Linked DNA regions of Homo sapiens: region 1 is linked to region 2. The links are chromatin loops, found by intact Hi-C in ENCODE. Cell type or tissue: IMR-90. All regions are shown on one strand. Each heading gives the region's core, and the rest is flanking DNA. Links, peaks and the distances in the headings are about the cores only. Region 1 overlaps ZNRF1 (zinc and ring finger 1). Region 2 overlaps ZNRF1 (zinc and ring finger 1).

Evidence for each region. A loop is a pair of places that touch in the nucleus more often than their neighbours do. Peaks named below come from ENCODE experiments on the same cell type or tissue, not always from the same donor. Only the 100,000 strongest peaks of a DNase experiment are listed, where the experiment ranks them.
Region 1: a loop joins it to region 2, with 2.6 times the contacts of the local background. A loop is called at or near these places in 7 of 110 quality-filtered maps.

Annotation. Positions count from the first base shown.
Region 1 is chr16:75,008,021-75,016,760 of GRCh38, forward strand. The region is part of intron 1 of ZNRF1 (zinc and ring finger 1); the gene reads left to right. Among named protein-coding and RNA genes, the nearest start is that of ZNRF1, 13 kb to the left of the region's middle. RefSeq lists enhancers at 3,800-3,909, 4,220-4,309. In IMR-90, for the core only: no CTCF peak of the experiment used is centred there; a DNase peak (open chromatin) is centred at 4,041; H3K4me3 peaks cover 153 bases; H3K27ac peaks cover 701 bases.
Region 2 is chr16:75,083,342-75,092,081 of GRCh38, forward strand. All of the region lies in intron 1 of ZNRF1 (zinc and ring finger 1), which reads left to right. Among named protein-coding and RNA genes, the nearest start is that of LDHD, 29 kb to the right of the region's middle. RefSeq lists an enhancer at 4,380-5,036. In IMR-90, for the core only: no CTCF peak of the experiment used is centred there; a DNase peak (open chromatin) is centred at 4,110; H3K4me3 peaks cover 351 bases; H3K27ac peaks cover 2,125 bases.

The sequences.
Region 1 (8,740 bases), core at 20-8,019, 76 kb before region 2:
ATGACCAGATAATTTTTTTACTTTTTTTTTCTTTTTTCGGTAGAGAAGGGGTCTCACCATGTTGCCCAGGCTGGTCTTGAACTCCTGGCCTCAAGTGAGCCTTCCACCTCAGCTTCCCAAAATACTGGGATTATAAGTGTGAAGCCACTGTGCCTGGCCTTTATTTTCAGTATTTCTAGTCAGATATTTGCTAAGCAATCTCTACAGCTCGCAGAAGGTAGGTTCAACCAGGAACAACATTGTTGGCTATTTGATGGTTTTCTTTTACATGGGACTAAGCATTATTGCCTACATATAGGGCCAAGCCAATCTGCCTTGGTCTGAGAATTGAAGTTGCTCTGAACAGAAGGTAATGGTGTCAGTGTCGCCTTTCCTTCTGCACTTGTCTTCCTCCTGACTTTTCTTCTTTGGCTCTGGTGCTACAGAAGGGCTTCCTGAGTTACCCTCTTTCCTACATCTTCAGCCAGGCAGCTAGACAAGTCAAGAGCTTAGGATGAATCTAGGCTTTAAAGAGGTTGGAAGACCTGTTTTTCCTTTTCTCTGACTGACCCAAAAGTATAAGACTTTTTTTTCTTTGTGTGTGATGATCTGTTGAACAAAAACGTTCATTTATTCCATTGATAGCCTCTGGTATACCAGGACCTATGGTAGGTGCTGAGAATATATATATTTATTATAGAGCAATTAACTTATTCTTTCCAAGAATCTTTGCTTCCTCACTCCTTAAGAGTCTGAATATTTTAGCTTCTGGGAGATTTTACCTTTTCATCAGCTCCTCTGTTGAATAAACAAATAAATGTAGGTGTTTGTCCATAAGGCTGCTGCAAGGATATACTTCTCTTCACTCATTTTTTTCCAAAGCCCTATTTCTGGGTTGGGGCAGGTGATCTTTTCTTTGTGATTCCAGCTAAGTACCTACCAAGAAATTCCTCGTATGTCTCAGTATGAGGGGTCCTCTGTCCTCTCAGTGAGAATATCAAAAGAAAAACTGATTTTCAGACTCTTCATGTGCATCTTTAATTTCAGTATCTTTGTCATCCCTAGAGCCACTTTTCTTTCTGGTCATTGAACACTATTTTCTAGAAGCATGATTCACCACTTTTTAAATCTGTCTCTGTAAAATTTATCCCAAGCCACAAATACCCATAAGGAAATTTCATCCTTGGTATTATAAGTCTATGTCTCTGAACTTCACAACATCTACACTTCTGTGCTGGCTCCCCTCTCCCCCACCTCCCCAGTTTTGTTTTGTTTTTTTAACTGTCATAAAATATATGTAACAAAATTTACTATCTTAACCGTTTTTAAGTGTACAGTTCAGTGGTATTCTAAGTACTGCATGTAAGTGGACTCGTACAGTATTTGTCTTTTTGTGGCTGTCCTATTTCACTTAGCGTAGTGTCCTCAAGGTTCATCTGCATTGTAGCATATTTCAGAATTTCCTTTCTTTTAAAGGTTGAATCGTATTCCATTGTCTGTCTACCACGTTTTACTTTTCCATTCATCTGTTGCTGGACGCTTGGGTTGCTTCCATATTTTAGCTATTGTAAATAGCTGTAATTCATTGTTAGAAATGTGAATTTCTTAATATCTCTTCAAGACCCTGCTTTCACTCCTTTTGAGAATATACCCAGAAGTGGAATTGCTCCATCATTTGGTGATTCTATTTTTAATTTTTTGAGGAACCACCATACTGTTTTCCACAGTAGCTGCACCATTTTATATTCCTACCAACAGTGCACAGGCTTCCAGTTTCTCCACATCCTTGCCAATACTTGTTATTTTCTGTTTTTTTTTTTAATAGTAGCCATCTTAATGGATGTGAGGTAGTATCCCATAGTATTCATTTGCATTTCTCTAATGAATTAGTGATATTGAGCATCTTTTCATGTGTTTATTGGCCATTTGTATATCTTTTTTGGAGAAATAATCTATTTATATGTCCATGTTTGAATCAGGTTGCCTCTTTTCTTTTCTTTTGATACGGAGTTTTGCCCTGTTGCCCAGGCTGAAGTGCAGTGGTTCAGTCTCAGCTCACTACAACCTCTGCCCCCCGGGTTCAAGCGATTCTCCTGCCTCAGCCTCCAGAGTAGCTGGGATTATAGGCGCCTACCATCATGCCCTGCTAATTTTTGTATTTTTAGTAGAGACAAGGTTTCACCATATTGGCCAGGCTGGTCTCGAACTCCTGGCCTCAGGTGATCCACCCGCCTCAGCCTCCCAAAGTGCAGGGATTACAGGTGTGAGCCACCACACCCGGCCTGGGTTGCTTTTTTCTTTCGTTGTTGATTTTAGTGCAGTTTTAAGAAACTTTTTAAAGCCTTGTTTATGATAGCCAACACTAGTGACTGTAATGTATTCCCCTCGGGAATAAGTAATAAATCTGTGTTATATTTGAGTACATTTTGCTCAAAATAAAGAATTTAACGAATTGTCTCATGCCAAGAGATTTTATGAGTACTTTGGCTGTTGGTAGTGCCTTACTTTCAGAAGGATAATTTTTGGAGAAATTTCACTTCGTATTTAGGTATGTATGGTCTCTCATCTTGGTCTTGGTGAATCAGACTTGTCATAGGAGTGCTCCAACTTTCTTGTTGGTAGTAGCTTGAGCCCTCTGAAAAGTAATTAATCCATACTTCATAAAGAGTTGTTCTGAAATTAGTCACCTCTGTACTGTACTGTTTTTTTTTGTTTTTTTGTTTTTTTTTTTTTGAGGAGTCTCGCTCTGTCACCAGGCTGGAGTGCAGTGGCATGATCTCCACTCACTGCAACCTCTGCCTCCTGGGCTCAAGCAATTCTCTTGCTTCAGCCTCCCAAGTAGCTGGAATTACAGGCATGTGCCACCACAGCCGGCTAATTTTGTACTTTTAGTAGAGATGGGGTTTCGCCAATTGGCCAGGCTGGTCTTGAACTCCTGACCTCAAGTGATCCGCCCACCTTGGCCTCCCAGAGTGCTGGGATTGCAGGCGTGAGCCACCATGCCCAGCTGGGAGAAGCTTTAACCTGGATTCAGGAACAGAGGTAGGAGAACCTAAGATCACAGGCCTCATCTGACGTGGTCATTTTGCACATACTTCTTAGCTTTTTGGAGATCTTTTCATTTTGTTTCCATCTTAAATAACCTTTTCCCTGTGGAGAAGGTGCCTTTTTTGGAGAGAGCCATTAAGATTCTTTTATCCTGCTGCCTGCCTGAGTATTCTGGGAATCCTACAAGGATTTGAGGGAGCCCTTGGGATTCCAACCTAACAAATTAGTTTTCTGTAATATTGTTCTAGTCCATTTAGATTGTGTAAATGATCTAAATGGTGTAACCATTTAATATCAAAAGTATAACAGCATTTAAGTCAGCTTTTCGAAGAAACTTTTATTTTTTAACTAAAAACAAACTTTTTTTCAGAGACAAGGTCTCACTATGTTGCCCAGGCTGGACATGAACTCCTGGGCTTAAGACATCCTCCTACCCTAGCCTCCTGAGTAGCTGGGACTGTGGGCACACGCCACCATGCCTGGCCAAAGACACTTTTTTATAGCTCTGCCTGCTGCTATAACAAGTGTTCCTAAATACCCATGTACATCCTATATTATTAGATTTCCTCAACTCTGGTTAGCTATGACTGAAACATTCATGCCATTGCAGCCAGTGCCCTGGAAAGCTATAAGCAAGTCTTAAGACCTGTGATAAGGGCTGACTTGCAAGCTAGCTGCCATCCATCTTAATATCTGACGAGCCCAGTCATGTTGGCTGTGTTTAATTGATCCATTTCCTACTTGCTTCCTCAACCCAGAGGCCAAGGGCAGCACAAAAGGATAGTGAATCTAAATGTCTCCAGTTTTTTGAGGTATAGGAATCTCCTATGAAGTGGCAGACCTTTGAGAAATAGTATTATGAGCTGTTCTGTTTTGCTGTGGCTTTGGAAAACCTTTGGATTCCTCTACTGAAAATTTGTTTGAAAAAAAAATCTTTTTAATGAAACAGTGTGAGTCATAAAGCAGCCACCACCCCTTCTCATAATAGCATTTCTCACCAGGGGAATTTTTGGTAGCTGTTGGGGGAGGGATTTGAGTAGGTTGTGGATGATAAATCCCTTGAGGGGAACATAACCAAAGGCTGCCATATCAGAACGCTGGTGCTTTCCATGCTGACACCAAGCCCTGAATTCAAAGTGCAGGACAGCAGAATAGAACAGAGAAGCCTGTGCTCAGTGAATTGCTGCAGTAGCATGACCAGTGAGACTGGAGTTTCAATTAAAACACCGTTGTAGTGTAAAAGGATCATGAGATGGAAGGAGGCCTTGGGTTAGAGAGCCAGAAGCCATTTATAGGCAGAACATCAGCTTTCTGGATTAAAGGATGGCTGTGGACCTAATGATGAGAATCTAGAGGTCATGGGGAATTTCCTTACTGTCTGTGCCCCCCTTTTCCATATGGTCAGCTTGGTGCTTGGCACTGATCATGGCACACTTTACAAAAAGTGGATTCATATAAGGTCGTCTGTGCTCTTCTAAGATTTTAGGTCTAAAGCATTTAGAGTGGCGCCCAGAGGAGACGCCACCCAGTCAGCCTCCTTGTGGCATAGTGAAAATGAAACATTTAGGGATACTGAGAGCTTAGAACAAGCCAGAATTATGATATCAAATCTCAGTTGCCTGTCTTAAACTTTTCTGCCAACCTAGCGTGAGTTTTAGCTGTTTTCAACTTCATTATTTACAGTTTCTCGGGACTCATGTCTGAACCACTATCTTACATAAGCTACAGACGGGAAGGGCTGAACGGTTATTAGAAATGTGTTAAGATTTGCTTTCCTTTGGAGAGTCATGGCCTGTCTTCTGTGTTTTCCTGGCTTTGTACTTTTCTTCAAAGCCTGTTACCGGTTCCAGGTCTCCAGAGCTCAATAAAGGGGAAACAGGAAGTGAGCATTTGATGCATAAGAGCCAGCAAAACATAATAAAGGGCACAGGCATGGAACCAGGAGAGAGAATTGTGGGAGTGAGTTTTCTTGAAGGCATCAGTTCTGTAGGATTAGAGATACATCCTTCAACAATGACTTTTAACTCCTTCAAACAAGGAAAAAGCAATTAGGAACCTCTGTTCAGAAAGGACCAATTTTTCTTAGGTTATATAGTAGAGGTTCAACACTTTCATATGACAGCATACAAGTAATTATAAAGTATCTTTTGCCTAAGGAGTTCAGAACACAGAGAAAAGTGATGATCACCTTTATAAAGGAGTAAGAATTACTTCTCTGTCTCTTTACTTGAGGGCCCACAGGGTAAGTCTTATCATGAGTTCCAGCCTGGAGCCCTGACTCTTACTTTTTCTGTCCATTCAATTTTTTTTTTTTTTCCGAGATGGAGTCTCACTCTGTCGCCAGGCTGGAGTGCAGTGGCGTGATCTCAGCTCACTGCAACCTCTGCCTCCCGGGTTCAAGCGATTCTTCTGCCTCAGCCTCCCGAGTAGCTGGGACTGCAGGTGCATGCCACCATGCCTAGCTAATTTTTGTATTTTTAGGAGAGATGGGGTTTTACCATGTTAGCCAGGATGGTCTCAATCTGTTGACCTCGTGATCCACCCGCCTTGGCCTCCCAGAGTGCTGGGATTACAGGCGTGAGCCACCGCGCCAGGCCTGTCCATTCAGTTTTAGTAATGAACTCTGAAGTTTTAGTCCTGCGGTTACTAAATGGAAAAGTCAGAGATTTGTGCTATTTCAATTTGGTTCACTTGTACATTTCAGGAACTCAAATAGCTGTGTGACTCTGAAAATGGGAACTCTTTGGTGTCTTGGAATTATTTATTTATTTATTTTTAATTTAATTTTATTTTTTTTTTCGAGACGGAGTCTCACTGTATCGCCCAGGCTAGGGGGCAGTGGTGTGGTTTTGGCTCACTGCAACCTCTGCCTCCCAGGTTCAAGTAATTCTCCTGCCTCAGCCTCCCGAGTAGTTGGGATTACAGGCAAACACCACCACACCCGACTAATTTTTTGTATTTTTAGTAGAGGCCGTGTTTCACCGTGTTGGCCAGGCCGGTCTTGAACTCCTGACCTCAGATGATCCACCCGCCTTATCTTCCCAAAGTGCTGGGATTAGAGGTGTGAGCTGCCGCGCCTAGCCTGGAATTATTTTTTTAAAAATGAAATATTTTAGGCATTCAAGAAAGATAATATGCTCACCTACCAAGCAGATTATAATAACTAAAACATTACAGGTATAATTGTATGTACCCTGGCTTATTCCCATTTTCTCTTTCCCTCTCCAAAGGGAACGACTGCCCTCACTCGTGTTTTTCCCGCCATATATGTTCATGCTTTTGCTCCCTGTAGCTATCCAAAACACCATTTGTTTTCTGTAAACTTCATGTAAACTGTATAGACATGGAAGGAGAAAGATATTATGAGGTGTGTGTGTGTATATATGCTACCTCAAAATGGAGGTAGTATATAAATTCATTTTACTACTTATTGCTATAGCACATTTATTTTCACAGCTATACTCTATTGATCTATTTATTGATCTATTGATCTATTCTGTTATCAGTGGATATTAAAGTTATTTTTAGTTTTTGAAAATTTTGTTTCATTACATACGTGAATGAGTTTTTCTAGGGTACATCCTTAGTCATGAAATAGTGGGGTTACAGGGTATGTGTATGTGTGCATGCGTGCATGTGTGTGTATCTTCAACTCATAATTAAATATTGCCCAGTAAATCCCCAATGTGCTTATACCAGTTTACACTCCTGAAATAACATATTTTTGCTTGTTCTGTGTCCTTGCCAAAATTTGATATTGTCATACCTTAATTTTTGCCAAGCTCTAGTGGGTATAAATAGTATAATATTGTGATTTTATTTGTTATTTATATATTTGATAATATATTTATCTATAATTAATGTATTAATATTGTATGTTTAATCATTGTGTTTCTTCTGTGAAATACTTGTTCATGTCTTTGATTCATGTTTATATTGGGTGGTTTAACTGTTTCTTACTGGTTTGTACGAATTTGTTTTTGTTTTGTCTGTGGATAATAATTCTTTGTTGTCATATGTAATGTAGATGTGTCTTCTCTCAGTTTGTGGCTTATCTCTTTATTCTCTTTGTGATTTCTTATGGTTACTTAATTTTGAAATAACTGAATATTCAAGTATTTTCTCTTATGGCTTATGCATTTTATGTGTTAAGAAATATTTTATTTACCTGAGGTCATAAAGATGTTATGTTTTCTTCTAAAAGTTTTAAAAATTTGCACTTTGTATTTAAATCCTTAATCCATGGGTAATTAAAAAAAAGGTTTATTGGCCGGGCGAGGTAGCTCATGCCTGTAATCCCAGCACTTTGGGAGGCCGAGGCGGTTCGAGACCAGCTTGACCAACATGGACAAACCTCATCTCTACTAAAAATACAAAATGAGCTGGGCGTGGTGGCACATGCTTGTAATCCCAGCTACTCAGGAGGCTGAGGCAGGAGAATCGTTTGAACCTGGGAGGTGGAGGTCGTGGTGAGCCGAGATTGCACCATTGCACTCCAGCCTGGGCAACAAGAGTGAAATTCTGTCTTTAAAAAAAAATCGTGTATTTAGTCTCAAGACAGGATCTCACTCTGTTGCCCAGGCTGGACTGTAGTGGCGCCATCACCGCTTACTGCAGCCTGAAACTCCTGGAGTCAGATAGTCCTCCCACCTCAGTCTCCTGGGTAGCTGGGACTACAGGTGTGCACCGCCATATCCGACTGATTCAAAGTACTGGGATAATAGACGTGAGCCACAGCTCCCAGCCTATAATTAAATTAGAATGGGGCAAGATAGGGATATATATATTTTTCCATATGTGAATAACCAGCTCTCTCAGCAGCATTTGAGGAGTAGTAAAGTCATCTATCCTTGTGCTAATACGCTTTTCTTTTCTTTTTTTTTTTTTTTTGAGACGGAGTGTTGCTCTGTCCACCCAGGCTGGAATGCAATGGCGCGATCTCCTCTCACTGCAAGCTCCGCCTCCCGGGTTCATACCATTCTCCTCCCTCAGCCTCCCGAGTAGCTGGGACTACAGGCGCCTGCCACCACACCCAGCTAATTTTTTGTATTTTTAGTAGAGACGGGGTTTCACCGTGTTAGCCAGGATGGTCTTGATCTCCTGACCTCGTGACCCGTCCACCGCCTCGGTCTCCCAAAGTGCTGGGATTACAGGCATGAGCCACCGCGCCCGGCCGCTAATACTCTTTTATTTTTATTTTTTTATTTTTGAGACGGAGTCTCACTCTGTCGCCCAGGCTGGAGTGCAGTGGCGTTATCTCGGCTCACTGCAACCTCCACCTCCCGGGTTCAAGCAATTCTCCCACCTCAGCCTCCCGAGTAGCTGGGATTACAGGCACACGCCACCACACCCTACTAATTTTCTGTAGTTTTAGTAGAGACATGGTCTCACCATGTTGGCCAGGCTGGTCTTGTACTCCTGACCTCAAGTGATCTGCCTGCCTTGGCCTTCCAAAGTGCTGGGATTACAGGCTTGAGCCACTGCACCCAGCCTATTTTTATTTTTTGAGACAGAGTCTTGCTCTGTCACCCAGGCCGGAGTGCAGTGGCCTGATCTCGACTGACTGCAACGTCTGCCTCCCGGGTTCAAGCAATTCTCATGCCATAGCCTCCAGAGTAGCTGGGACTACAGGCGTCTGTCACCATGCCTGGCTTTTTTTTTTTTTTTTTTTTGTATGAGTAGAGATGGGGTTTCACCATGTTGGTCAGGCTGG
Region 2 (8,740 bases), core at 553-8,552:
AGTAGTTGGTACAAGGCCATCTGGCTAGTGATTGGGAAAGCGTGTTTTCCTCTGATGCCTAGTCTGATTCTCTTTCTTCCATACCAGTCAGTGTGGAATTCAGAAACCTCAGAGATATGTTGGAGTGGAATCTACCATGCTTAGAGTAGAAAATGAAGATCACTACTAAGAGGATCTTTATAGTTGGTAAAAATTGAGAATCCTAATACCCAACAGAAGAAAGTGGCTAGGCACAGTATTATTAGATTATCATATGGAATACAAACATTGAAAATGACAAGTGCCTAGATTGCAGTTGATACAAGGAAGCCTATATTTGTAAAGAGCAGAATATAAATATCCTAACTCCTTGACTTCCAATGCCAACCATTTACCTCCTTGAGCCAAGCATGGGGGAGGCAGTTGAGGCCTAGGCAGAGTTAGAAAGGCTGCACTCCAGAGAAAATGCACAGAGAAGTTATGGAGAAAGAGATAAGGACCTGGAAGATAGAACCAAGAGATTTGACATACAAGCAGCAGGAGTACTAGAAAGAGAAAGGGTAGAGGAAGGGTGCCTGAGGCAGGACTGGCCAGGACTAGCTTATACTGTCATAATACACAGTTCCAGAAGCTTGCTGGCTCAGCTCGGCACATTGATTTCTTCCCCATGCTGCTGCATACAGTGCAGGTCAAGAGGTGGGACTCTGCTCACCATTGTTACTCAGGGACCTAAGCCAGCAGAGGCTTTGTCGCAACACCTGCTCCCTGGTCACTGCAGCAGTCAGGTAGAATGGCAGGTCATGCCCTGGCCCTTAAAGTCCGCTTGGGTGTGTGCACGTTCTTCCGTTCACATTTCATTGGCCAAAGCAAATCACAAACCCACCCTTAACTTCGAAGAGAGCAGGCACATGCAGTCATTATATATGGATGGAAGGAGGAAGGCTAGAAATATTTGGTGAACAGCATTGATGACTTACCACCAGGGGAAGTAATGAAACATATAGAAGAAAATTTCTCTAAAGAAGGAAGACTTGAGGCTGCATATTGAAAGGTAAAACTGATAAGAGAAGACACTAAGCATGTCCTGGTAACGTTTCTGAACTCTTAGGATGAAGAGAAAAATCTTCAAGCTTTCAGAAGCCAAAGGAACAAATTATTAAGGAAAAGAGTCACACTGGCACCAGATTTCCTATTTACAACACCAAGAAGCTAGAAGATGGTGGAATTTCATCTACAGACCACGGGGATAAAAGGAATGCAGCTCAAGCATCCTGTACCCAGGCAAGCTATCCATTCAGCTGTCAGAATGAAAGAAAGGTATTTGAGCATATACAAGGATTGAGAGTGTGCCCCCAGCTGTCACCCGCTGCCCTTGTCCTCACGGTGCCTAGATGCTCTGCCCTCACTGTTCTTCTAATACATCAAGGGCTCTGCTCACCTGTCACCTCCTCAGAGGCTGTCCCTGACCGCTGTATCCAAATTAGCACACCCACCCACTCTACTTGGCTTTTTCTTCACAACACAGCTCACTGCTTGACACTTTGTTCAATGTTTATTAAAATTTCAAACGTTTGGAAAAGTTGGAAGAAGTTTAACTTATGCATCTTTGTTTCTGTTCATTTCATTTTATTGCAGACATCAGTGTACTTCCTTGACACAGATCATTAACTACAGTTAGTTAACTGCAGTTCCATATTTGTTTACAGGTTTTTTTTCTGGTTGAGGTAAAATTTGCAGACAATGAAATCTCAAATCTTAAGTGTATATTTGGTGGATTTTGACAAACACATACGCGTGTGTAACCCAAACCCTCCTCATGATATAGAACATTTTTGTCATCCCAGAAGGTTCTCTCATTACCTTCTCAGTGAATCTCTGCCCCCACCCTAACCCCTGGAGACAACCACTGTTCTGATTTCTTCCACAGTAGATTAATTTTGCCTTTTCTAGAATTTCATATAATTAGAATCATGTGTGCACTTTTGTGTCCTTCACTTGGCGTGTTTTAATTCATCCATGTTGTTGCATGTATCAGTAATTCATTGCTTTTTATAGCTGAGTAGTGTTTCATTTTATTCCACGGATGTACCACAGTTTCTATATCCATTCTGTTGACCAACATTTGGATTGTTACCAGTTTTTGCTTGTTAGGAATAAAGCTGTGATGAACATTCTTGTAAATGACTATTTGTAGGTATATGTTGACATTTCTTTTGGGTAAATACATAGATGAGAATTTGCTTGGGTCACAGGCTAGGTGTATGTTTGTTTTATAAGAAACTACCAGACCTTTCCCCAAAGTGGCTGTGTCATTTTATATTCCCTCAAACATATGTGAGAGTTCCGGTTGCTACACATCTTCACCGACATTACCAACATCTGGTGTTGCTAGTCCTTTAAAGTTTTTGTTTGGTATTTTAATAGACAGATTTATTGGTCAGTGTTTTCTAGAGAAACAGATCCGACAGAGTGAGAGAGAGAGAGAGAGAGAGAGAGAGTGAGTGTGTGTGTGTGTGTGTGTGTAGAGATTTATTATAAGAAACTGGCTTACATGATTATGGAAGCTGAGAAATCCCATGATCTACCATCTGCAAGCTGGAGACCTGGGAAAACTCGTGGAGTATGTAGTTCCAGTTCGAGTTTGAAGGCCTGAGAACCAGGAGAGCTTATGGTGTAAGTCCTAGTTCAAGGGCAAGAGAAGACCAGTGTCCCAGCTCAAGCAGTTAGGCAGACAGAGAGTGAAATTTCTCCTCTTTGCCTTTTGATTCTATTCAGGTCCTCAGTGGATTGGATGAGGCCTGCTCACCTTGGGGAGGGCGGTCCGCTTCACTCAGTCTATGGTTTCAAATGCTGATCTCATCTGGAACCACCCTCACAGTCACACCAAAAATAATGTTGAGCCAAATAATCTGGGCACCCCATGGCCCAGTCAAATTGACCCATCACAACAGATATGTTAACACACACACAGATACATTAAACTTTGTCAGTATGGCTGTCTTCTGATGTCTGCTTATGAGAAATTTCTGGGGAAACAGGTGAGCCTCCAGGCCCCAGAACAGAACTGCAGAGGTTGAGTCCAGAAGAGAGGTTTTCGAAGAGGCAAAAGCCAGAATTCCTGGGCCTTTCCCAGTCAAGGATGTTCTCTAGGAGAGACTGACTCACACCTCAGCAACTGATAAATTGTGCCAATGTTTTCACTTATTTCTGTGTTGACAGAGAGGGAGTCTGTGTCTTTGAGGGTGAAGAATGTGATACCTACAGCTTAGAAATGTGAAAGAAAATCATCAGTGTTACCCCTTGATCTTTTATTCATAATAAATCCCATTTATGAAAATTAGTTTATTCAAGTCCCATTTTATTGACACTAAGCACCATGAGGATGTGACGGAAAGATTGAGGCTGGAAACTAAGAACTGAATGCTAAGGGCAAAGTCAAGGGGCACGCGCTCTCTGAGCTCCTCAGCCAAGAGTTACCCTCATCTACCCCTCTGCCCCAGGACCTCCCATCTGTGTGGCGTGGCTTTCTTTACCCTGGTTGCTTCCTTTGATTCTTCTACCTTTAGGTGATCCCAGAGACAGGCAGAACTGGGGCAGCCTTTAAAATAGCGCATCAGCATGGGGAGGGGGGCAGAAGGGAGGGCTGGGGAGGGAAACTGGAGCAACACGCCGCCAGCACATGGTCCTGTCCTGAGAAATCAGGTCTTAAAGGAAAAGGTTGCAGCTTCGGAAAATGAGAAGTGCATTGGTCTCCAGAGCATAAAAACTCGAGTTGATATTGCATGATAAATGTTGTAGTGGATTGGGAGAGTTCTTGTAGCTTGAACCAGTTGCCCCCATCCTTCCTCGGCTGCTCTGTCAAATGGTAGGGCCTGGGTGAAGGGATGCCCAGTTACCCTGGTCCAGGAACATTGATGCACATGACCACATCAGCATTCCTGGGATCACTGTTGGTTCCCCTAACAGTGGGCTTACCCTGATGTTGTGAGTGTCCCTTTGACCTGACAGTAAGAGGTCACAGATGGCAAGTGCAGACTTGCCTTCTCTCAAGAGCTCTGCTCTCTGGTACAGCCAACCAAATGGCAAAGGATTTCCCACTTAAGGCACTTGTTGAAAGACAGGAAGCAGCTGGACTCTGGCTGATCCAACTCTCTGCTCAGCTCTTCTGGCTGTGTAAACAGTGAGCTGATCTGATGACAAGAGAAAGAAAGGAAACCAGGTCTCCATTAGAAGGACTCTCTTGGCTTCTCTTGATTGGAAGTGGAGGGATCCTGTAGGCGCATTTGCTTGGCAGAACCCACCCAGAGCAGAATTGGGTGATTAAGGACACATTCCCCACAATGCTCTGTCATTCGTTCCTTCCTCATCTGAACATACTGGCAGAAAAGGACAAGGAACCCGGGGTACGTTCCCTGCCTCTGCCTCTGTCTGGTGGGAGGAGATGATTGCCTACGGTGAACCAGTATCAGGCTTGGCCAGCAAGCCCGAGCAAACTGACATCTCCCTTCACTGACAGTTGCAAACTTTCGGCAGACACAGCCCATGTGCAGGGAGCCGCTGGGGCGCTGGCTGGCTACTCCCCTGGCCTCCAGGGTGTGCCGCTCAGAGCCTGCTCTCAGAGGCTTAGGGAGTGTCCTGTAGATGTCTCCTGAAGCATCTCTTACCTGCTCTGAGTGCTGATGAAGGTCTCCGAGGAAGTTTGACAAAATCATGCAGGCCGAATGAGTTTGCAGACCTTTGGTTTACTTTTGTTTTGGAGGGCTGATTTTAATTTGGTGTGAGCTTTTTTCCAAAATGGAATCAAAATTTCCTGGATGTTTTAACCTTCAGGTAGTTCATAAATATCACAGGATTTATCATTCTGTAGGGCTGTAGTGGACGCTTATGGGAAAAGATTTGGGCAATAGACTGGGAGAATCCTTCTTGATCATCGGATGACATTTCAGGAAAGAAGCTGGGGATATTAGTCTTTTCTAGCTGTCCGTGTTTTTTCTGTCCTTCTTACCTTTTACCCTTTATTTTCCATTTAAAAGGTCATCTGCAGATTCAGCATCTTACAACCAGTGCTGTAGGCCCAGTGCCAAATGGAAAGCAGAACTCCAGATAGTTATAACAGAGTTCCTAGGAAAAAAAAGTGTCCATTGTTTCAGGCTACAAGTTAGCCCGGACTATGGGGCACTTAAGGAGAAATTGCTGGGACAGTGTAGAAGGTTCATAAATGAGTATTTGGTAATAGCTGGTAGTATTTCTGTTCTTTCTGCCATGTAACTCTTCTGTGCTAGTCAGTCAGTAGCACAGCACACGAGCAAGAGCGCAGACTTCCTAGGTGTCGTGGGCCAGCTCTGCCTCTTTCTGGCCATGCGAATCTTGATCAGGTTATGTAATCTTCTGAGCCTTGATGTCCTCATCTGTCAAATGGCGTTAATGATAGATAGTACCTACCTACCGTATATGAGAAGACATGTAAAGCACCATGGCTGTCCATAGTAATGACTCAATAAATGCAAACTATTATTTATTATCATATGCAAGAGTAGGTGCTGCAGAGGTTAAAGAGAGACTGTTGGTTTCCAGTTGGCAGTATGGAAAGTGCCAGTCGTAGTGCACAGTGCTCGAGAGGTTCAAAGGAAACGGTGATGGCACCCGGCAGAGATGGGAGCTGCTGGCCACCCCCTAGTGGACTCTGCATAGCCCATGGCCAGTGTGCCCTTGCCATGGTCTCGAGGATGGAAAAGCCAGGTCATCATGTGATTTCCCACTCGCATAATAGACACCAACTTACTCATTTTTGTTTTTTGTTTAGACAGGGTCTCACTCTGTTGGCCAGGCTGGAGTGTAGTGGCATGATCATGGCTCACTGCAGCCTCAACCTCCTGGGCTCAAGCGATCCTCCTGCCTCAACCTCCCACGTAGCTGGGATTAGAGGCATGCACCACCATGCCCAGCTAATTAAAAAAAAAAAGTTTTTAATAGAGACGGGGTCTCCCTGTGTTGTCCAGGCTGATCTCAAACTCCTGGGCTAAAGTGATCCTCCCACCATGGCCTCCCACAATGCTGGTATTACAGGTGTGAGCCACCGTGCCCAGCCCAGAGCTATTTCTTGAGCTATGCCAAAATAAAACAGAAACACCAGAGGTAGTAGATGCTGGTGTTACTAACCCTGCTTTAGTTAAAGTGTAGGCCTCTTCCTACACCAGTGGTGCTTCCTCTCCAGAGGTAATATTTCCCAACATGCCTCGTTCTTAAAACCCTATGGCCAACTCTCCCTACCCTGACGGAAAGGACTTTAGATTTGAAGCAGAGAACCCTGAGGCTAGTCTCAGCTCCACCTCCTCAGTTGTGTGACAGTGTGCTACTCAGAGGCCTTCACCAGGGCCCATTCCCTCATCTGGACAGTGAGGGGATTGCTCTAAACTTGAGTCTCCGCCTTTTTTTTCTAGGACATGAATGTCTGGTGACATTCCCTTGTAGACCTTCTTGTTGGGTGGCCTACTTCCTAGTACCTTAGCTGTAACTCAACTCCCCTCCTGCACTCAAGGAATCACGCTGGAATACAGGGGAGTAAATGATGCTATTATAGGGATAACCTTGAATCTGTTCTGAGTTATCAGAAACATAAGTACCTGCAAGGTGTAGTTTTGTTCTTAGTCACAGGTCACTTTAACGCTAGGCAGTGAGAGTGTCAGGGCCTGGAGGCAGAAGGCCTGTCCTAGACCACATCCCTCCTCTCCTTCCACAGCCTCAGCCTGCAGGCAGGTGCCAAGTTAAAGTGCAGGTGTCCTTTAGTTATTTAAAGGGTTGCAAAACCTTGGTCTTTGGGGTTGAAAAAAACCCCATGTGAGTGCAGAGGGACTTAGGCTGGATCGGAAAAGCATCTTCCATCTGTGAGACGCAGGTTTACACCTCACCTCCCCATCGAGCTGTGACCCTGGATCTGCACATTTCTAAACTGAGTTAGAAAATAATCAGCCTGGTGTGTTTAGATCCAGCTGTGCAAGAAAACTGGATGGAATTCCCCTCCTTTCTTTATAGTCTTCTGGGGTTTGTTGTTGTTGTTCTGGTTGTTGTGTCCTTTTTGTGGAGAACGGGGTCTCACTGTGTTGCCCGGGCAGGTCTCAAACTCCTGAGTCCAAGTGATCCTCCCACCGTGGCCTCTCAAAATGCTGGGATTACAGGCGTGAGCCACCACACCAGGCCTGGTCTTCTAGCTTTGTTAATGATGGATTTATAACCACCCAGAGGTTAGAAATACAGCCCTTTCCCGAAGCTCCACCAAAGTCCTTGGATTGGTAGCGTTTCCAAGACTTTTTAAGTGACATGCTCAGATGCTAAGAATCTCTGAGGAAAGAGGTTGGGGAAATGGCGACTGTGCCATGGAGTCAACTGTCCACTTTGTCTGTAGTTAGCCAGGCCCTGAATTTTCTGCCTGGTCCCATAGTTCAAAGCACTGCCAATGAAGGGAAAAAAAGAGGATTTGGAGAGGACTTTAAGCAAAGTGGTTGCGTCAGTTAGCCTCCTGTCTCTCAGCACCCCGGGCCACCAGAGTCACGGCTTTTCATGCAGAGTTAGGCACCCAATTAAATAAAAATTTAATTTTAATTTGTATTTTTTGTAGAGGCAGAGTTTAACTATGTTGCTCAGGCTAGTCTTGAACTCCTGAGCTCAAGTGATTTCCCCACCTTGGCCTCCTAAAGTGCTGGGATTACAGGCGTGAGACACCGCACCCAGCCACATTCAGCCTTTTATCTGTTTCATAAGAAATGTTGGGTGACTGATGCCTGTAATCCCAGCACTTTGGGAAGCTCAGGCAGGTAGATCATCTGAGGTCAGGCATTTGAGACCAGTCTAGCCAATGTGGCGAAACCTAGTCTCTCCTAAAAATACAAAAATTAGCCAGGCATGGTGGCGCTCACCTGTAATCCCAGCTACTCGGGAGGCTGAGGTGGGAGACTCTCTTGAACCCGGGAGGCAGAGGTTGCAGTGAGCGGAGATCGTGCCACTGCACTCCAGCCTGGGCAACAGAGTAAGACTCCATCTCAAAAAAAAAAAAAGAAAAGAAAAGAAATATTGCAGATGGTTATCACTAGTATCAATTAAAACTGCATATGGAAAATTTGACTAACACAAGAGTCCAGTCTTTACAACAGTATAGTGAACTCTTGAACTACGTGGGAGACTCTGACCCCCACACAGTCAAAAATCTGCATATAACTTTTTTTTTTTTTTTTTTGAGACAGGATCTTGCTCTGTCCCCCAGGCTGGAGTGCAGTGGCACAAACATGGCTCACTGCAGCTTTGACCTCCTGGGCTCAAGCCATCCTCCCACCTCAGCCTCTCAAGTAGCTAGGACTACAGGCACACACCACCACTCCCAGCTAATTTTTTTTTGTAATTTTTGTAGAGACAGGCTTTTGCCATGTTGCCTAGGCTGGTCTCAAACTCCTGAGCTCAAGCAGTCTGCCGGCTTCAGCCTCCCAGAGTACTGGAATTACAGGCATGCACGACCACACCCAGCCCTGTGGATAACTTTTGACTCCCCCACAACTTAACTACTAATAGCCTACTGTTAACCAGAAGCCTTACCAATAACATAAACAGTCGATTAAGATGGATTTTGTATGTTATAAATGTATTATATACTGTATTACAATAAGGAGAGAGAAAATAAAATGTTATTAAGAAAATGATAAGGAAGTGGCCAGGTGCGGTGGCTCACACCTGTAATCCTAGCACTTTGGGAGGCTGAGGGCAGGAGACTGTT